Linked DNA regions of Homo sapiens: region 2 is linked to region 1. The links are chromatin loops, found by intact Hi-C in ENCODE. Cell type or tissue: PC-3. All regions are shown on one strand. Each heading gives the region's core, and the rest is flanking DNA. Links, peaks and the distances in the headings are about the cores only.

The links. Hi-C counts contacts between places; a loop is a spot of excess contacts. Peaks named below come from ENCODE experiments on the same cell type or tissue, not always from the same donor. Only the 100,000 strongest peaks of a DNase experiment are listed, where the experiment ranks them.
Region 2: a loop joins it to region 1, with 14 times the contacts of the local background. A loop is called at or near these places in 6 of 110 quality-filtered maps.

Annotation. Positions count from the first base shown.
Region 1 is chr10:110,768,396-110,779,474 of GRCh38, forward strand. The region is part of intron 1 of RBM20 (RNA binding motif protein 20); the gene reads left to right. Among named protein-coding and RNA genes, the nearest start is that of PDCD4-AS1, 97 kb to the right of the region's middle. RefSeq lists enhancers at 6,088-7,287, 6,178-6,367. In PC-3, for the core only: no CTCF peak of the experiment used is centred there; DNase peaks (open chromatin) are centred at 5,966 and 6,706; H3K4me3 peaks cover 1,299 bases; H3K27ac peaks cover 2,480 bases.
Region 2 is chr10:110,880,332-110,891,410 of GRCh38, forward strand. PDCD4 (programmed cell death 4) reads left to right here. Exons shown (of 12, transcript NM_014456.5): 3 at 902-1,204; 4 at 2,672-2,766; 5 at 4,922-5,035; 6 at 7,334-7,555; 7 at 9,202-9,299; 8 at 10,225-10,339. Among named protein-coding and RNA genes, the nearest start is that of MIR4680, 12 kb to the right of the region's middle. In PC-3, for the core only: no CTCF peak of the experiment used is centred there; DNase peaks (open chromatin) are centred at 3,860 and 5,810; H3K4me3 peaks cover 2,308 bases; H3K27ac peaks cover 3,444 bases.

The sequences.
Region 1 (11,079 bases), core at 1,740-9,739:
AGGCACCAGAAACTTCCACCCATTTTGGGAAAGGGATATTTTTCTCAATAAATAGTTATATGGCTTATTTATAAAGCCCCAATCTTAATGTTCTCATTTAATCTAAGGAGTGTAAAGGAATTAAACTGTGCACATTCCCAAAACACACACGGAAACATATACCATGTCCTTCACAAGGAAACAGGGTATTCTGGTAAGATCTACATTCCCACATGCTTAAGACAGTCATAATTTCAAGTCAGTTGAACCAGTATTTGTTCAGTGCCTCTAATTTGCCCAGTGTTGAGCCACATAGGCACTTGGGAGTTTGAAAGATTCTAGGATGTGGATGATGTCCTCAAGGTGCTTATAATTAGAAGGCAAAACTCCTCCCCTAGCAAACCTCACCTGGCATTCTGCAGCAGAAACTGTATGTGTTCTCTGGGGGAAATCTTGTTGCAAAAAATATTTATCGATTTGCATGAAAAGGTGCCAATAGAGCTAAGAAATATTTTTAGCTGTATTGTGTTTGACCCTTTGTGGACTTGTGACCCTTTGTGGACTTGTAGAAATTTCAGTGTTTATTCTTCAGGGTCATTTAAGACAAATGGTCATGCTGTTTGGAGTGACAAAAATGGCTTGTGGGACCCAAAGTAATAAAGAACAGATTGATTCTATTCTTTTATAGATTGGTAATTCTTAGACTTTGCTGCACAATTGTTCTCCTGGGGAGCTATTAATATTACAAATTCCAGTGCCTGGGTTGAGTCAATCTCTGGAGGTGGGACTCAAGCCCCAGTTCTTTTTAAAACTTCCCAAGTAATTCCTAAGTGCCACCAAGTTTGAGATCTAGTGATACAGATGACTTTATCAACAACCTTTTTTTTGTTGTTGTTTATTTGTTTGTTTTAGCCTAAGCCTTCTAGGGTGAGTTTTGGAATGGGCTTTTTATAATGATGGGGGTGGGTGTTGACTAAAGAACTTTCAGCTTTCTGGAAGCTCACCCTCTGTTCTCTGTACTAGTGAACTCAGTGTAGATGGAGGTATGCTTTCTCCCTTTCCAACAAACCTGGTAATATGATGCCAAGCCAGTCACTCAACCATCTATGTTACCTAAGGTTCCCTGAACCTTGAGTGTTTTTATTACAGCAGCCCAAATGTTCTGAAAATCTTGATTATGTCTCTTAAGGGAAGGTAGTTTTATAATTAATTACATGTGTCCCTTGAAATTATTTTTACATTGTCTGAAACCCCCATGGAAGAGGAAGCCCATTCTTGGTGTACTTGCAGCTAGTAGAAGTAGCTCATTAAAATACAGGGGTTACTCAATTCCTGATAACTCACTATAGATTTTTTTTTTTTCAGACAGGGTCTTGCTCACTCACCCAGGCTGGAGTGCAGTGTTGGTATCATAGCTCACTGTAACCTCAAAACCCAGGGCTCAAGTGATCGTCCCACCTGAGCCTCCCAAGTAGCTGAGATTACAGTTGTGCGCCACCATGCCTGGCCAATCTAAAAAATTTTTTTAGAGACAGAATCTCTCTATGTTGCCCAGGCTGTTCTCGAATTCCTGGCCTCAAGTGATCCTTCTGCTGTGGCCTCCCAAAGTGTTAGGATTACAGGTGTGAGGCCACTACCCCCAGCCACCTCACTATACATTCTTAGGGTTGGAAAGTATTTTCAAAATACTCTAGTACAGCGGTTCTCAAGGTGCAGCATCAGCCTCACCTGGACTTGTTAGAAATGTACATGTTCACGCTCCACCCCCAGATCTTCCGAGTCAGACACAGAGATGAGGGTGTAGGTGGTGGTGAGGGGTGGGCCCAGCATCTGTGTTTTAGGAAGTTCTCCTCTCCGGGTGCCCACCAAAATTTGAATTACTGCTGTTATTTCACCTTGTCAGAAACTGAGGTACCCCAGTCCTCAGATCTGTCTCTGCACCATGGCCAGATCATCCTAACTTTTCTGTGTCATGAATAACTGCCTTAAGAAAACACCCACCATCCTAAAATCATAAGGCATAAAGAAACCTTAAATGTTGTCTCATCTGACCCTCCCATTTCACAGATGAGAAAACTAAGGTCGATAGGGTGACATGAAGTCAATAAGATGTAGAGTTATTGGTGACAGAGCTTTTGGTCTACTTAAAACCGACACAGTCTTCCTCCCCCACTGGCCCACATTGCCTCTCCAGTTTTATGTGGACTTCTAGTATTTGGCTGAAATCACGTCAGTTAAAATGTCTAGGTTAATTGTCAGGCAACTCTAGAAAAAGACCAACAGAATTTTAATTCTTTAAAATTAATCCAAAATTCTTTCATTTCAAATTGGCTTGAATTTTATAACTGTCTTTGTACATTTAATAGAAAAAAATATCGGTGATGTAAACTGCTGAAAAGAAAATTCACAGAACATGGGGACCAGTCCTGGAACATAGGTTTCATCCCAACATCGTGTAGATTAGGCACTTAACAGCGCCTCAGAGGCACACACTGAAATTGCATTTTCTTCCGATTTGGTTAAAAGGAAAAACGTGACAAGAAGTCTGTTTGTTGAATACTTTACAATTTTATACTTGATGTGGTTAGTGATATTTACATAATTTTGTCCGTGTTCAAAGACTGAATCTAATCCACATTCTCTGTAGAGCTTCATCTTTCAAAGCATTGTAGCAATACACAGGGAACATTAAGCCAAGAAAACGAAGGGAGAACACACAGCTATTATCTACATACACATATACATGGAGCAGGCATGTCCATGGATAAATTTTTTTTTGGTTTTTTTTGTGGGTTTTTTTGAGACAGAGTCTGGCTCTGTTGCCCAGGCTGGAGTGCAGTGGTGTGATCTCAGCGATTCTCCTGCCTCAGCCTCCCGAGTAGGTGGGACTACAGGCGCGCACCACTATGCCTGGCTAATTTTTGTATTTTTTTTAGTAGAGACCAGGTTTCGCCATGTTGGTCAGGCTGGTCTAGAACTCCTGACCTTAAGTGATCCGCCTGCCTCACCCTCCGAAAGTGCTGGGATTACAGGCGTTAAGCCACCATGCCTAGCCCATTGAATAGAAGTGTTTATTGGTTCCACACACCTACCATGTGCTAGGTATTGTGATGTGGTGTGGGACACATATAGTTCCTATCTTCGAATGATCATGGGACAGTGGGAAAGTCAGACAAGTGCTTCAGTAGACAATTATGAGAGCAGGTGGTGGAGTTAGAAGAGAGTACAGTTGAGGCTGATGGAGCAGAAGGGCATTCTGAAGATCATGAAAGGGACATCAGTGCACACTGGATGGGAGCAGAAACCAGAGAAGGCTGCCTGGAGGAGGTGTCCTGTGAGCTACATTTCAAAGTATGGTAGATATCTAGGTGAAGGGGAGTAGGGAGGAGGTTGTGTAGGGAGAGGGGCCAGTATATGCCAAGGCATCAATGCTTGTGTGTACATTTTCTATCACTGGGCCAGGATTGATCTATAAATCCCTATGTATTTCTTTGTGTGTATAAACATTAGCAATTTGGTTTCTTAGAGAAACCAAATGCTTTGCATAGCAGTTTTAAAATATACATTTCGAAAAGCTCATTTTTCCATTACAAAAGACTCAGATGTTCCCAAGAAAAGTTTCTCAGTTGAGAGGTCACCAGATCTTATGTTACCGAGAAAATGGAAAGATTTCCCCTAACCCCAGAAGTCAAACCAGCTTCCTCAATTTGAGACTGCACAAAACCAATTAATTTTTGCCCATTGTGGATTTTCTTAATAATTGCATCTCCGACAAACCAACTCCTGTCCTAAATGGATTTGAGCCACATTTCACTCTGAAAGCTGTGGGTCCATCTGGGAAATGTCTTTGTAGATGAGAGAATTTTATAATAAAGTATTTTTGGTATTTCATTTACTAAATCTTCAGGGATATAGGTAAGAGAGCCTCCGTGCTGAACTGACTGCCTAACAGAACAAGGTTAGAGAGAATGAAATTATTTCATGCTGTCTGGCCTGCAACACATGCCTCTGAACGAAGCCATATACAGTCGCGGGTCGCATAATGATGTTCTGGTCAATAACAGATGGCATATACAATGGTGGTCCCATAAGATTATAATACTGCATTTTTACTGTACTTGTCTAGGTTTAAACATATTTAGATATGCACAAATACTCACCATTGTGTTCCAGTTGCCTCCAGCATTCAGTACAGGAACATGCTGTGCAAGTTTGTAGCCTAGGAGCAATAGGGTATATCATATAGCCTAGGTGTGTATGTACACTCTATGATGTTCGCATGACAAAATTGCCTAACAACACATTTCTCAAGACATGTCTCTATTGTTAAGCAGCACATGACTGTATATATAACAATGGTTTCTTTAAAAGCACTCCCAGGAGTGGCCAGGTGCAGAAATAGCTGAATTTGTGAGCAATGATAATGATAGTTAATATAATTATCATATTTTCCAGAGCACCTGCACATCACGTTTGATCTTTACAGTGAGTGGAACAGACATTACGATCTCCATTTGACAGATGAGGAAATTAAACCTTAGAGTTATCAGATTTCAAAGGTGAAGGGACCTTAGAGATCCTTTCATCCAGCTTTCTCATTTTACAAAAAAAAGAACTCCCTGAGATCCAGGGAAACTAACTGACCTAGGATCCCACAGGGAGTGAATAAGGGCTGTTGGGCCAGGCCCAGGTCTTCTGATTTCTAGCTTCCTGATTTTGCACTCCATTGCGCTATTCTCAGTCTTCAGTGTGTTAGAGGAAACTTGGTAGGTTATGCATTTGTTCTTAAGGAGAAATTTTGTTGATATCAGTCCTAGGCACTATTTTATAAATGCACACATGTGGAAAAATCCCTTATTTTCCTGCTTTTTTTCTATATATAGATACAGGCAGATACACAGACAGATAGACACACCACATGTGGATGTCACTGGGGAGATGAAGGTGGGATTGAACTTAGCAGAGTCTCAAAGGGGGCTTCAGCTTTATCTGTCAAATATTCTTTTATTAAAAAATTTTGAAGCAAAATGACCATTACAGTAGCATTTATTCATTTTGGATAATGGGCACTGAATTCATAAGTGTTTGTTTTCCTCTTCATATTTCTGTATTTTAAAATTTTCAAAAAAAACCAAATATGGATATTAAAAATAAATTCTCACCTATAATACCATACCCTCATTTTATAAAAATAAAGAATATTTTCAAAGAAATAAAAATGGTTCAGAAGGATGGAAAGAAAACTATACTATGGGACTCGTTAGTTAAGTTGACATTAATCCTCTGCTTTAAGTCTTTCCTGTGATGACACTAGCAGAATGTGTATCATTTTCTCTGCATTTGCTGCAGGATCAGTTCTCTTTGGCAGGTTTTGAGCCGTTCTAATAAGTCCAGCATGAAAGGCAGGCCTCTCGTGTCAGTTCTAAACCCACCAGCTGCCCCATTGTGACTGCATAGTCCCCTGGTTCTGAGACTGTGCTCTGCCTGATAAGCGACGTACGGAGCACAGTGGACTGAAAGCCCGGGGATCTGATACCAAACATGTTAGTTAAACTCATGTTTAACTAACCCAAACTCATGTTTAACTGGCCCAAAGGAAGTAGGCCCAGAAATGTGGTTTTTGGAGCTCCCTTTAATGAACGTGTAAACAGAGGATAGAATATTGGCCTTACAGTTTAAAAACCCTCCTTCAAGTCCCAGTCAAGTCCCTTATTCACTGGATGACCTCACACGGTTCATCTGATCTTTCTTGGTCTCAGTCTTCTTACTATAGACTGGAAATGGTCATATTTGACTTAGCTGTCCATATGGCTGTTCTGGAGATGAGACAGCTAATGAAGTGAGAACACTCATTAACACACCAACTGAAAAACACAAAACAAAAGAGAGATGATAGGATTATATTGCTGTTATGAATCATTCCAAGAGGTGTCATGGTGATATGAATCATCATATGGTAATGTCATGGCTAAGGCCCAAACACAGAATAGCAGCATTGACCCAGTAGTCTCGAAATTAGTCACAGAGGCCAAGCTAGTGAAGACCCAGCAGCCCTATTGTTATCAAGAAAGAGCACTATCCAAAAGGTGTGTGGCCTCATCTTCTCCTTGCAAAGAGAGAATTCATCTGGTATATGTTGATAGGCGTGTATCCGACCACAGCTACCTCCATCAGCCCTGAGGACAGAGGCAGCCTGCATTCCAGTCCCAGCTCTTCTCTGTCTCGGTGTGTGACTTAGGCGGTTTCACAGAGGACGCCAACTTCATTGGCTTTTGCGGTTTTTTGTTTGTTTGTTTTTTGTTGTTTTCTTTTTGTTTGTTTTGTTTTGTTTTTGTCTGTAGAATGAGTGAGTTAAACTAAATTGTCTGTAAGGCCTCAGCTCACTCTTAAAGTGTGATCACTAGCTAGAGTTTGAACTTTAGCCCCAATATGACTGTTGTGTTGTCATTGTCACCTTTGTAACCTGACATTCAGGAATGTCCCTCTCTAGTTCATATTCTGACCTAGCTTCTGAAAGCATTATAGCAGAGTTGAGAATTTTTGATCTAGGAAAGATAAATATTAAAAAGAAATTCCCACCAAAATACCATAAATAAGGAATGTTTTAAAGAAAAATGGTTCAGAAGGAAGGAAAACTATAATGTAGTTCTTGTTAGTTAAGTTGACATTAATCCTCTCTTTGCTTTAAGTCTCTCCTGTGTTGACACTAGCAGAATGTGTCATAAAGACATGGAAAGATCATAAATTCTCAACTCTGCTCTAAAGATCTGACCTTCAGCGTTGCATTTATTTGGCCACACCTTTATAGTGTGGTCATACCTAGAAAATATTTTCTTGCCTGGTCATCAGCCCTCTCACCTCGATTACTTTCTATATTTTAGCACAAAAGAAGAAATGGCGCATTCACCACTCAGCCAGTTGCACTGGAAGTGAATTTAAATTCCTGAACTGGTTATCTTGGAAGATATTGTGCTTATTGCAGATGTGGCCGGTGCATGAGTTTAGGCACTACCATGCTCTGGGCTGTGGTTCTTGGCTCCTGCTTCTGGATGGCTGGACATTACCAGGAGAGAGCCTGCTGATACATCTACGCACATTCACTCTACTGCACTTCAGCTGTGTCCTTGTTATTCCACAGCCCTTTAAGTCCTGGTTCACCAACCAGATGTTAAGACTCTCTTGGATCCCTCAAATCCCATCCCCATGCCTGCTGCCTCCTCTCTCAGCAGTTGCCCACTCCTTATCTTCTAATCCTCTTTTCTCCCTATGATGATGATAGTGACCCTGTAGCTCCAACTACTGGGTCCTCACAGTCAGTCCACTCCTGCAGAGGAAACTGGAGGGTGACCAGGAACCTTCAAGTCAATGTGGGCCACAGACAGGAACCGTCTTTAAAAGATGGTTAAATGCCCGTGGTTTACGTAGGTTGGCTTTCTTTAAGCAAATAAAGGAAATGCATTGCTTCATGTCCAGCAAAGTACAGGGTGGATTCAGGAGAAGCTGGCTCAAGGCATTCCTAGGAAGTCATCAAGGAGCTGCCTGTACCTCTGTCTTCAGGCCAGCATCTTCTGAGTTGGCTTTATTCTCAAGCAGGCTGTCATTAAGTGATGGCTTAACAACAATTTAGCAACCATGGCATGACAGAGAATCATGCCTGATAGCTCTAACAAAGTATCCGAGAGTGTTCCCCCATGAGCCAATCACTGTTGCCAGAGGGATGTGGTTCTTGGACTGGCCAGGTCTGAGACACGTTGCTTGGGCCCCTATTTGTGCAGAATTGGCCCCTGACTACATTCCCAGAGGGTCTTTGGATGTTTGGTCAGATGGTCTGTACTCTGGGGGGATCAATTCATACCAGCAAGGTCCAGTCAGCCCCTACACCTACCACCGCCTCTCTAGTGGAAGCCACTTTTGCATCTAATTGTCTTGGGAATTGTGTTGGTTTTCTATTGCTGCTGTAACAAATTGCCACAAATTTAATGGCTTATAATAACATACATGTATTATCTTACAGTTCTGGAGGCCATAAGTCCAAAACCAGCCTCACTGGACTACGGTCAAGGTGTTAGTTCCTTCTGGAGGCTCTAAGGGACAATCTGTTTCCTGGTCTTTTCTAGTTTCTAAGAGGCTTCCTGCATTTCTTTGGCTCATGGCCCCTTCCTCCATCTTCAAAGCCAGCAGCAAAGCATCTTCTCTCCTCTCTGACTTCTGTTTCCATCCTTATATCTTCTCGCTGACTCTGATCCTCCTGCTTCCGTCTTAGAAGGACTCTTGTGATTACATTGGGCATACCAAATTAAATTCAGAAATTCAGATAATCAAGATCTTTAATTCAATCATGTCTGCAAAGTCCCCTTTACCATGTAAGATAACATATTCACAGCCTCTGTGGGTTAGAATGTGAACATTTTTATTATTCAGCCTACTGCAGGGATTATCCACTCAATTTAAAAACCTGAACTTAGACAGAGAAAGAGTGTACTGAAGCTCCTGCATTGGAGTGGGAAATTGTAGATAGTGACCTAGGAAGGTGACTTTGTACCTGCTTGTAGGTTTAGTTTTATTTGCTTCTTGGGTGTATTTAGATTGTCCTTTTTGAGCTGTTTGTGGGTTTTTCTCCACAGAATTGGGTACTCATAAAAGAGGTGTCCATATTGCCTCAAAGCCACCAGATTCTGATGAGCCATACCCCTTATCTTCCTTCTTCATTTTGTTCACGGCAATTACTTTGTGCCCATAAAGTGGGAGGCAGTGTGCTGAGGAAATACAAGATTCTCCAAGACACACTCCTTTCTCTTGTGGAACTTATGTCTGGTGGAGTAGAAAGGCACGCACGCAATTATTTTTAACCCAAGGCACAGGATGTGCTGAGTGATATAAAAGTGACAAACTAAGGAGTGGGAAGACAGCAGGAGACATCAGTTCCAGCTTCCAGGGGTGTCAGATCATGCACCCCAATTTTTGGTTCAGAAATATGATCACTACTATATGCACCTCAATTTCAGGTTATTAACTATTGCAGGCTAAGAATTTTAGGGCTTTAAAAATAGTATGATGTGTTTTTTCTTCTTTGTCTAGGGTGTTTGGATGAAAGCAGGTGCTCAGCTCTGATGATTCATGTGAAATCACTTCTACTCAAGGTTGACTAAAGTTGGGAATGATGAAAATTTCCTAGTCAAAGCAAAAATTAAGAAGAAAACCTGGTTAGTTTTCTTATTTTTTGAGGAATCTGAATGGGTTAACGTCTGTAACCTGGGCCATACTCTGAAAAGGACAGGTTTCCCATGGCTGACCTGCAAATACCCAGCATGGCTGGCTTTCCTAGTTGGAAAGCCCTTCCTCACGTGTCCTTTCAGTGGCAAAGGGGAATCTCTACTAAGAGCTCCCTCCTGCCCAGAATGCAATTTTAGAAAATAGAGCTGACTTCTCTGGGAAAAACAAAACCAACCTTGTCTTACTCTGGTCATGGAAACCAACTTGGCACCTCATTATCGCCTTGTTAGCAAGAACAGGCTGTATGATGGACAAACCTGGGAGGAAGAGTTGGCCCTGTGTGGCCACGGTTTTGAGTTAAGCTTAATTGCTTTTCTAAAGCTCAGCTACTTAATACTACACAAGTCAAAATCTATCATCAGACTCTTGACCATCCATTCTCCTCTTCCTTCCGTATTCTTGCCTACATAGACATTGGTCGCTCCCCATTCTGCTGCTGTTGAATTTGTGCTGGGTCACCCAGGGACCCCCAAGGCTTGTTTGCAACCAGCCCGGCTCCCCAAAGGAGAACAGGGCTGTAACTACCTTTAACTTTCAGTGCCCTCTTCCCCCATATTTTAAAATGCAGCCAGCCTGTTCTGCCCTTGGAGCATAGCAGGGCTGCTGGCTGGGGAAGGTGGTGTCTTTTTAACAACTTATAGGCAATTTTTGATTTTTCATGCAAATGGGAAAGAATAACAAAGGCATTTTATCTGGCTCTCAAATGTGCTTTGTACTTACATTTAAATGTGGGTGTGCCTGATGTTCTGGGAACTCCCTTCCAACAAGACAGTGTGGCAACCCATGTCACTTGCTATGTCTCCCTTTTCCTCCTCAGCTGAGCTAGCTCCCAGCCTCTCTCGTTTTTGTTCCATTATCATTGGATTTTTACTGTACAGAACCTGTGACAGTGGAGACTAAGGTGTCCCAGTTGTGCAGTGTCTACCCTGTACTGCCTAAGCATGCTTATTGTACAGCATGCATTGTTTATGGCAACTCCAATTTCCAGTTTTCCAGTCCCCTTCTTCCCATTCAAATGTCCCAGAATTCCAGTTCATCAACATCCTGAACATATTTCCTGATGACACCCACTTTTCAGAGGGGAATTTAAAACCTGGAAAATGTGGTCTTAACCAAAGATTCCCTCCCTGCCTGTGGTAACCACATATCCCAGATGTTCTGGGAAAGTCTTTCCAGTTTCCAGACCATGCACACTGATTTTTGGTCCAGAAACCACTATAACCAACCAATATAGGTCACATGAAAGACACATGTCAGACGGACACCCTTTCTGCAGTAAGATTCGGTGAGAGTCTGCTATTGTCCCCTACCTCAAATTCAGATTTTTTTACTTGTAATTTTTTGGTTATTCCTTATACTAGTTAGGTTTGAGAGCTCAGTTGAAGGGAACTGTGATATTGTGAGATTTGGTCTTCCTCAGGTTTCCTAGCATAAAACTCCAAAAGTCTTTGGAATCGGATAAATATCTTTTTGTATGCTAATAAGCTGACAAATGTCTGGCAGCCCCTTAGGTATCTTTAGGATGGGGTCTGGTTACTGGAAAGACCACAGCAGGATGGAAGGGTTGGGACTTTCAGCCTCACCCCTAACCTCAGGGAAGGAGAATGGGGCTGAAAGTAGAGTTGATCACCAATGGCCAATGATTTAATCAAACATGCCTGTGCAATGAAACCTCCGTAAAAACCCAGAAAGGACTGGGACATGTGGAGGTTCCTGGAGAGGGGGGTGCCCGAGAGGATGTGGGAGCTCTGTACCCCTTCCCAAACACTTTGCCCCATGCACCTCTTCCATCTGGTGTTCATTGGCATCCTTTGTCATATATCCTTT
Region 2 (11,079 bases), core at 1,029-9,028, 110 kb after region 1:
GGAAGTTTTAATGCAGGGAGTAAGACTTGGGCTATATCCTAAAGGATTTTGATAACTGAAAATAACAGTGAGGGCGACATTCTACTGGGAACTCCAGTATGTTGATCTCTTTCAGAAGAATCAATTTTATATAGGCTGGAAGATTTACAGGATGGTAAGTAATAGGAGAAAAGTTTAGGGAGATGAATTAGGACTTTGAGATGTTGGCTTTTCTTGAAAGCAAACTTTGTCTTGAGGCAGTAAAGCATCAGCAGTTCAGCTCAACAATCATATGCGATTATTTGCTAAATGCCTTTCATTCTCTTTTGGATTACTAATAGTTCTTAAGTGTTTATACCTAGTTATGGGACGTTTGGCAAATCATTTAAACATTCTCAGCCTTAGTTTCCTTATCTGTCTTCAATGTTATAATAATTAACTGCCAAACTTGTGCATAAATAAATGATAGAGTGTCTAGCACAGTGCCTAATAGTAGGCATTCTATAAATATTAGTTTATCTCTCTTCTCAAGATGCTTTGTCTTTTCTTAATATCTCCAATTAGCTCATAAAAGTCTAAGGGTTTTATATTTGGTGTTGCTGTTAGCATAGATTTTATGATCTAAACGTGAAATAACATGCTTCTTTTGGTAAAAACAAACAAATTTGGTTTGTTTTTGGTAAGAAACAAACATGCTTTGTTAAAATTCAGTGCCTTGGTTTACTTTCCTTGATAATGTGAAAAGTAATCTTATTTAGTTGTTTATTAGATTGAAGTAGATGAAATTCCCAATATGTGACTGTAATTTACCTACAAAAATGGTAATGTCATGTGATTCAACCTAATCTAACTTACCACTATATCTATAAAACAGTAGATACTTAAAATACTTAGAATTTTTTTCTTCATTTTTCTCTTTAAGATCCTGATAACTTAAGTGACTCTCTCTTTTCCGGTGATGAAGAAAATGCTGGGACTGAGGAAATAAAGAATGAAATAAATGGAAATTGGATTTCAGCATCCTCCATTAACGAAGCTAGAATTAATGCCAAGGCAAAAAGGCGACTAAGGAAAAACTCATCCCGGGACTCTGGCAGAGGCGATTCGGTCAGCGACAGTGGGAGTGACGCCCTTAGAAGTGGATTAACTGTGCCAACCAGTCCAAAGGGAAGGTTGCTGGATAGGCGATCCAGATCTGGGAAAGGAAGGGGACTACCAAAGAAAGGTTGGTATATATCATGTCCAACAAATGGAAGATAAACAAGTGGAAAAAAATTGTCTGGTTCTTGTACTACACTTTCCTTGTTCTAGGAATGAGAGAGATTCAAAAAGTGAAAATGTAAGGCTTTACAGTTTGTATATATTTTTACTTAGTAATAATGTGAGAACCATCTCACTTTTTCTTTAGGTTGATGTTTTTTCTTGTTTGAGTAGATTTAATTTTCTTGAGCAGAATGTTAACGATTTATTTCCAGCAAAATATACACTGATGTTTTTCACTGTTACGAGTTTTACGTATATTCTCTAAGTTTGAAAGGAGTCAGAAATCCATCATACTTATTTAATATAATTATGTCCATTACTACTACTAATAAATATACATTTGATTGATAACGTCTAGATCTGAATTTTAATGTTTTCCTAGATCTCACGGTGAGTTCTCTTTAGCTCTTTATTTTGGGTTCTGTAGTAGATTGGTCTGTTTCACTGCTGTTTCTCTAGTACCCGAAATAGTGACTAGTACACTGTAGGCAAATATTTGTTGAATAAGAGTTTTCTGACGATTTCATCACCTTCTGAATGGTGGGAACTTCAATTTATAGCCTAGGTTTCTTGTAAAATGTTTTTGTGATCTGTCAAAAATTAGTTTTGTTAAATGCCTCTGCAATCATGTTTTATATCAAAATGAAACCTGGTTGTCAGATTCTGTTTTGGTCTGATGGCAAGGATATACTTGGTACAAAATAAAAACCTCCAAAAACAGAAATGTTGGTGACATTGTAAAGGTTCTTTAAAAAATAGTGTAGTACATTAGTCCTTAAAACATTTCAGTAAGTTGATGTAGAAAAGCAACTTTGAAAATTGGAATTGTTAAGCTTCTTTTGGTTGTTTTGTATTTAGAAAACAGAATTTTCAGGGCTGTTAATGCTTAAAAGCAGTTAGAATTCTTTTCTATATTTATAACATATTGCTAGTTGTATGGTTTAATGTGTACTTTAATATTTAAAGAGTACTGTATTTGACCTTAAAATATTTGATGGTGGTTACTGTCCTTTTTTGTTAAATAATTTTTCCCTTGTTGAGTTTTCTATGCTAAGCTTTACCGGCCCAGAATGTTTCTTTTTGTCTTAGTCTCAAAGAAATGTCGAATAAAATTTAGAGCTCAGCTGCAATATCATCTCCTTTGAGGTCCTCAATATAGCTATTTTTTTATCTTTATTTGTTTTTGCTTTTATTTTAAAGCATCTGCTTTTTTAGTTTTTAACTTCATAAGCTATTTTAACTTAATGTTTTTGGAAATATTGAAAGAGTGGTCTGAACAAAAACCAGTAGGGGAAGAAAACTGGAAAAAAACTAACACGTTAAATACAATTTTTTTTTAGCTGTTGTTTAACATCGGAACATTTTATTTTAGATTTCAACAAATTGATGAATTTTGTGTTTTTTCTTTCTCAATGCTAAACTTTTTCAGGTGGTGCAGGAGGCAAAGGTGTCTGGGGTACACCTGGACAGGTGTATGATGTGGAGGAGGTGGATGTGAAAGATCCTAACTATGATGATGACCAGGTATCAGTGCTTTGCTTTTTCATAATATTTAAAATGTTTATGAACTTTTTTGACTTCATGTTTGTAGTTTACTCATACATGTGTCAAATCATATGTATAAATGTTTTGGATTAGGAAACCAAGTAAACTGACAGTAATACATGCATAACTTTCACTTGGTTTCTGTAGTGAGTCAAAAATAGCTCTTTAGAAATTCACTTAGGATTATTAAGTTGTCCATTTTTCAGTAAATTCTGTTAATATAGTTTGTTTCTATAGTAATGATAATTGAGAATATCTTCTTTTGAATATTATGAGTTACAGATATTAGATTCCTTTTAAATATTACTGTTTAGAATGGTAACTATATAATACATTTTGTTTTGGGGACATGCGCATCTTTCTTTTAGGGATAATGCTGAAAATGTAAATTTTTAATAGATTGTGAAGTGAATTTTTTATTTTTTTTAATGGAAAAAATTTAAAGTAGAATAGTATAATCTGCTTGTACTCCTCTCTTAGCTTTACAAACTTAAATAATTACAAACTCATAGGCAGTCTTGTTTAATTCCATTTACTCTCCGTCTTCTATTGGCCCCTTTGCCCCACCCTGTTTTGGATTATTTTGAAGCAAATCCCAAATGTTTTGATTATGTTTTTTGAAAATTTGTCTTTGCACAAGGTGAGACACGGTGATGGAAATTTTAGACAGGAAAACGTTAAGAGTATGTGTTAGGTTGTTTTTATTGTGTGTTGTATGTATGTATTTAAGTGTTTTAACTAATAGATATGGAAATATTTCTAAGAGAACATGAAAAATATGAAACTAGTAGGATTCAAGTACTGTAGAATCTTTGCTAAAAATGTATTAATCTTTCAAGTATATGTTTTTAGGCTGAAGCCAGTCACAAGTTGTAAATATAGCAGTCCCCTCTTATCCGTGGTTTCACTTTCCGCAGTTTCAGTTACCCATGGTCCAATGTGGTTTGAAAATATTGAGTGGAAACTTTCAGAAGTAATTCATAAGTTTTAAATTGCATGCCATTCTGAGTAGTGTGATGAGATCTCCTGCTGTCCAGCTTCATCCACCTCATCCTGCCCAGGATGTGAGCCATTCCGTTGTCCAGCGTGTATCCGCAATGTATACACTACTCGTGCATTCGTCACATGGTAGCTGTCTAGGTTATCGGATTGAGAAAACAGTATTTATTGGGTTCGGTACTATCTGTGGTTTAAGGCATCCTCGGACGGGGCTTGGAACATACCCCTTGTAGATAAGGGGGCACTACATTTCAGAGCTTTTTTAGCATGGGGAGAGAGGAATGGTTTGATGATGGATGTTAATTTTCTTTTTGAAATTTCAATTGAACAGTGCTTTTTTCCTTAGAGATTTTTTTTCTGTCACTACAACATTGATCTTTGTGTTATACTTTTTATTATAATAATGCTAATCGTGAAGGCTTTGGTTCCTGCTTCATTTTTTTTTAAAGTGAAATTTTAATTAAAACACCATTTATGATAGGAAGCCATCATGAAACTTTTTGATTACTAAAAGATTGGTTTTGAGAGAGACATAAAAATTTTGAGAGAAAAAATTAACAGAAGACATGGGGGTTGGGAGCAAATTATGTATTTGCTGTGGTTAATGATTCTAATCTATATATTGGCTTATTGTATTCTGATTTTGTAAAAGAGCAGTGACATATAAATTCTACTATTTTTATTATGATTTATTATTATTATTTTTTAGCTTTGTTGTCCAGGCTGGAGTGCAGTGATGAATTATAGCTCACTGCAGCCTCGAACTCTTGGGCTTAAGAGATCCTTCTGCCTCAGCTTCCTGAGTAGCTAGGACTACAGGGGCAAGCTACCATGTCTGGCTAATTTTTAAAACTTTTTTGTAGAGACAGGGTCTTGCTATGTTTCCCAGGCTAGTATTGAACTCCAGGCCTCAAGTGAACCTCCCGCCTTTGCCTCCCAAAGTGTTGGGATTATAGGTATGAGTCTCCTTGCCTGGCCTAGATTCTATTTTTATATGCGATCAATGTATGTAGCATGTCTTTGTCTTGTGCTAAGTGGGGATTATTAACCACTTAGAATATAAAATTGTACAACAATTTCACTTGTTTATTTGCATTTTGTTTTTTATAACTCTTACTCCCTTTTCCCCTCAAAGGAGAACTGTGTTTATGAAACTGTAGTTTTGCCTTTGGATGAAAGGGCATTTGAGAAGACTTTAACACCAATCATACAGGAATATTTTGAGCATGGAGATACTAATGAAGTTGCGGTAGGTTTAAAGTTGCAAGTATAATTTATTTAATATAGGAGAGAAGACATCTTTTATAAGCAAAATACATCTACAATGATCTTGGGTCACTGAATAAATTTAATCATTTTCTTTTGCATAAGTGAATTTCTAAGAAATGGAATAAAATCTCATTACATTAAAACAGTTATATATTTGGGATGTGATGAGAGCTGTGTGCCATTTTGTTCTCTGAAAAATGACACAATATTTTTATAATTTTTATAATTATAATTTGTAATGTATATGAATTTATAAAATCTGTTTTTATAATTTATAAAATATAATTTTAGCAGTTTGAGGGCACTTCTAGACGCCCCCCGAAACCTCTTCAGGGATCTCAGTTAAGAATGCCTGACATAGTTTCATTTTTTTGACATTTATTTCACGTATGTTCAGAAGTAGGATAAAATCTTTTTGTACTTTGTCCAAAAAAAACCCCACAAATAATAAAGATTTGAAAAAGAATATACAGAAGCCATGAGAATAATCATGATTTGTTCATAAAGTAAATCTAGGATAAAATAAAACCATTGGTCTAGTTAGGATTATCAAATTAAAGTAATACAATTGTAACTCTTTAGAAGACTTTGATCATTTAGATTCTTAAAATTTAGACTGGACTTTTATGATTTGTCTGATACTGTGAGGTTTGATATCTTTGGATTTGTAGGATTTGAATATAAGACAAATATTTGTTCAGTGCATACCATCTGGAGGAATTTGTAATAGGTGATTCTTGCCCTTTTGAAGCCCAGTCAAGTGAAAGAAATGATATGTAAACAGATTATTAAAATACGTGAAACGTTCTGTTATAGAGGAAAAGTTTCCATGAGTCCTATGAGGGCAGGGACTGTTGAAATCTTGTTAATCTACCTAGCATAAGATCAATTGTATACTATGTATCTGTTAACTGAGTACTGTTTGGAAAGCATAAAATAGAGAGTAATAGTAGAGATGATTCTCTGCTGTCTGAAGGATGTTGAGGAGTTCGCCAGTTAAGATAGTTTTCCAGGAAAGAGGAGTATTGTGTTTGAGGGTAGTGGATTAGTTGTTAAAGTGCGGTCAAGGAAGATGAAATGCAGTCAGTGAGAAGAGATTACTAACAAGGACACCAGTTACGTGGCTGTGAAAATAGTTTTGGCACTCTCTTAGTAGTATATCATGATTTAAAGATTCTAAGAAAACTTTCATTAAAGAGGAGGGCACTCTAACTGAATTAGAACTTAGCTTCTAGAGTCAGACTGCCTTTATTCCACTTTCAGTTTGGCTACTCCAGCTGTGTGCCCTCTCTCCTTTGAGTATGATAGGTGTGATAATTTAATACTCAAAGGGCTATTTGAGTATTAAATAAGATAATATAACTAAAGAGGCTATTATAATGCCTGATACATTAGTCAATAAGTATTAGCTGCAGCTATTATATTTCTAAAAGGAAATTTTAAATTTACCCCAGAATCTTAAACCAATAATCCCATTTAAAAACAGTTGTTTAAGATCTCATTTTAAACTTGATACAAAAGTGTGAAGTGAATTTTTATTTCAAGAGAAGTCTTTGAAGAAAAGTAGAATATAAATAGCTTATGATAATCTAAAATGAATTTTTCCACAAATTCTCATAAAACAATATTTATAGTAATAATAGATTGTAAGGCAGGTTAGTTAACTCCTAATACCAATCTCAGCAATATTATGTAGTTTAATGAACTAGCCATGAGCTGCATAATGACGTTTCCATGACAGACTGCATATATACCTTTGGTCTCATATAATACTCTTTTTACTGTATCTTTTCTGTGTTTAGATAGGTAACCACTGTGTTAACAGTTGTCTACAGTATTCAGTATAGTAACATACTATACAGGTTTGTAGCCCGGGAGCAATAGGTTATACCATGTAGCCTACATGTAGGCTCTGCCATTTAGGTTTGTGTAAGTACACTCTATAATGATTGCACACTGATGAAATCACCTAAATGGTGAATTTCTCAGAATGTATCTGTGTCGTGACCCATGACAGTATTTTAAAGGTATTTCACATTTTTGAATTTAGCGATGTTAAGGCAGTTAAAGCTTGACAAAGTGGATCAATGTCTGATTTATGCACAGGGAAAGGTGTGTTTATCCTATCTTCTAAAACATGACTGGGTCTTTTGATTATTTCCAAAGAGTGAGACGTAGAGATATATAGATAAAAGCTCAATTTTTCAAAAATAAAATTTTATTGAACTATAGGTAGTGATACACTTTTAAAATGTTTTTAAATTATTTTTTTGAACAGGAAATGTTAAGAGATTTAAATCTTGGTGAAATGAAAAGTGGAGTACCAGTGTTGGCAGTATCCTTAGCATTGGAGGGGAAGGCTAGTCATAGAGAGATGACATCTAAGCTTCTTTCTGACCTTTGTGGGACAGTAATGAGCACAACTGATGTGGAAAAATCATTTGATAAATTGTTGAAAGATCTACCTGAATTAGCACTGGATACTCCTAGAGCACCACAGGTTTGTATGATTCTTCTTTTTGTTCATTCCCTCCCACTACTATATTCCTAATTGTGGAAATAATGTATACTCCTAGGAAATTTTAGTAGATGGAAGGGGATGGCCAACATTTCCTACGACACCGAAATATTCCGCTAGCATTTTGATGTATTTTTTCCTAGTTCTTTTGTTTTTTAAACATGGTCTTCATCATGCTATAAATTTAATGTTATCTTGTACTTTTCCCCTATGATCTGCATAGTTTTTAGGTAATTTTTTTTTTTTTGCCATATATATAGTCTTTGTTATATGTAGTTGTTTTATTAGCTAAGATTTTTAAAAAATGTAGGTTATGATTGAATGCTTCACTAATGTTTATTATAAGAAGTCATAAATAAGACTCTTCCCTTTTGTAGCTTTGAAAATGTGAAATTGTTGCTATTGTCAAAAGTTTTTAATCAAGGTAAAATCACTTTACTTAAAACATTAATTTAGAAATAGAATATAGGCATGTCAGTTCCTAAATGCTGTTTCTGTTAAACTTAATGACAGACAATACTCGGTATGAGATATTAAGTGGTGATTCTAATGCAGACATTTTTTCCTTTTATACCAATACACATACTTTAAGAAAATGATTACATAAGTTTATATTTATTGTAGAATTTTTGAAAAATAAAAGCCAGAAAGAAGAAAGGCCAGCAAAAACTGCTACTGGTGTTAAGTTTTCCATTCTCCTTTCTGTGGGTATATATCAATGTATGGCTTCTATAAATCCTTAATTTTTTAAAATTAAAAAAATGGAATCATACCATTATGCTATTTTATAAACTTGATTTTTCTCATACCATAAAATATGGTAAATATCTTTCCCTGTGGCCACATAGTATACCATTTTATGTGTATACCATTTAACCATACCTTTATTTTTGGACACCAATTTCCAGTTTTTATAATAAGTAATGCTGTGAACATACTTTCAACTATTTCTATACAACTTTTTTTCTCCACAAGATAAATTCCTTTGATTAGTTTTTGAGAGAACCTAGTCCTTTTTTTTTGTTTTGTTTTAAGAAGAGAGGACGTCACTTGACCTTAAATCATTCGTTTAACCCCAGCACTTTGGGAGGCCGAGGCAGGCGGATCACGAGGTCAGGAGTTCGAGACCAGCCTGGCCAAGATGGTGACACCCCGTCTCTACTAGAAATACAAAAATTAGCCAGGTGTGCGCCTGTAGTCCCAGCCACTCGGGAGGCTGAGGGAGAAGAATCACTTGAACCTGGGAGGTGGAGGTTGCAGTGAACTGAGATCGTGCCACTGCACTCCAGCCTGGGCGACAGAGCGAGACTCTGTCTCAAAAAAAAAAAAAAAAAAAAAAAATTTGATCATATGCTATGTATTCAGGCAGTGTGCAAGGTGTTAGGGATTCATTAGTGAGCAAAACAGATGTGGCCCCCACTCTGGCACTTAACTTGAAGGTTAAGATGTGGGAGTGTATGCCAGGCATAACAGGTACTACATAGGTTTTTTTTTAAAAAAAAATTCCAGCATCTTTTAGGTACTGACTGTGTACTTCAGCTAATCTTCATCATTTATGTATTTAGAAATTGTGACCTATAAAAGTTATTTAACTTTTTTTATAGCTCTTTTTTTTTTCCTTTTTACAGTTGGTGGGCCAGTTTATTGCTAGAGCTGTTGGAGATGGAATTTTATGTAATACCTATATTGATAGTTACAAAGGAACTGTAGATTGTGTGCAGGCTAGGTAAGTAAATCACTTTTCCTACTTAGAATTTCAAAATAGGGGAAAATTCTACAGGATCCTATTGAAATGACACTTGTGTTAATCAGACACTCTGTACATCTGTTTGTCACTTCTCTATATTCTCCACTGTTAAAATGGAGAGACTATTGGCATGATATACCAGGAAGAGGACAGTACTATAATGGAAAAGTTCTGGAGTTTAGCTAAATCATTAATTACCTTCATGTCAAGCCACTCTTCTTTGGGCCTCAGTTTCTTTATTTATGAAACAAAACCATTGGACAGATCTTTAAGTTCTGTTTTCAGGTTCTAGCATTGTGTAATAGTTTAATATTCTAATAAGATGGATAACCTTAAGAAGAGAGGCCTGATTTATAGTTTTATTTTGTATTTATCTACTGTAGAAATCTTAGTCAGAAAGTATCTTTTTCACTCTTGTGATTTAGTATAATTAATATGATATTTGGTATAACTAAATGTGATATTTGGGAGTTATGCTATTTGATTTTTCTTAACTTCTTGGAGACTTGGACTCAGCCATGTCTTAGTTTTCCTCAGGTCTATATATTAACTTAATTTTCTAGGGCTACTTCACATCATAGTGGAATGGTGTCCCTGGGTAGGAAGGCATGGATCTAGGTGAAAGTTAATTATATGTGAAGTGTTTCTTCTCAGTGTAGATCAGTTATTTTGTAATGTGTTTTGATTTTTCTTGAATGAGAAATGAAATAGAGCATGAGAATATTAACATGAGGATCAACTTCTTTTTGCTCCTTTTTGTTTTGAAAAAGTGTTTTGAATTTTATTTTGCTTTTATGTTATGTGAAAGATTTAGGGCATATAGGATTTTGTCAGCTTTATCCCTAATTTAGTAAACTTTAGGTATGTCCAGCTATCAAACTTAAATTTTTTTCTTTCTCTGTAGAGCTGCTCTGGATAAGGCTACCGTGCTTCTGAGTATGTCTAAAGGTGGAAAGCGTAAAGATAGTGTGTGGGGCTCTGGAGGTGGGCAGCAATCTGTCAATCACCTTGTTAAAGAGGTAATGATTGGGTATTGTTTTTAACTTAATTTATATGTATTCCTCTGAGTGAAATAAATTGTGGCTACTAGCTGGTATTTTTATGGACAAAAATTAAGTTCGGTCTTACAGCTGCAATTGGAAAATGAAATAATTTTTTTAATATGTGGCTTTATAACCTTTTATTATAAATTATATGATTAAAAAATGAGTCTGTTAAAATGGCTTTCATGAATAATTATAAGCAAGCCATCTATGAACTTCAAAGGAATGCCTGAAATCTTTTTCTTATAGTATTATTTAATAATTTTCAAATGCTGTTGAAATGAGATTTTCTGTGTTTTAGCTATTCAATAAATACGCTTTTATATGAGCAATTTAAAACTAGATAGTCTTAAATAATGAGTTATGAATTATGAGCACTAGAGCAGATCAGAGTGTTAGATTTTTGTGAGGACATTCACTACCCATATGCATGTTTTAAAAGAAAATTGATTGTAATCCCAGCACTTTGAGAGGCTGAGGCGGGTGGATTGCTTGAGGCCAGGAGTTTGAGACCAGCCTGGTCAACATGGTGAAACCCCGTTTCTACTAAAAATACATAATAATTAGCCAGGCATGGTGGTGCGCACCTGTAATCCCAGCTACTCGGGAGGCTGAGGCACCAGTATTGCTTGAACCCAGGAGGAGGAGGTTGCAGTGAGCTGAGATCACACCACTGCACTCCAGCATGGGTGACAGAGCAAGACTCTGTCTCAAAA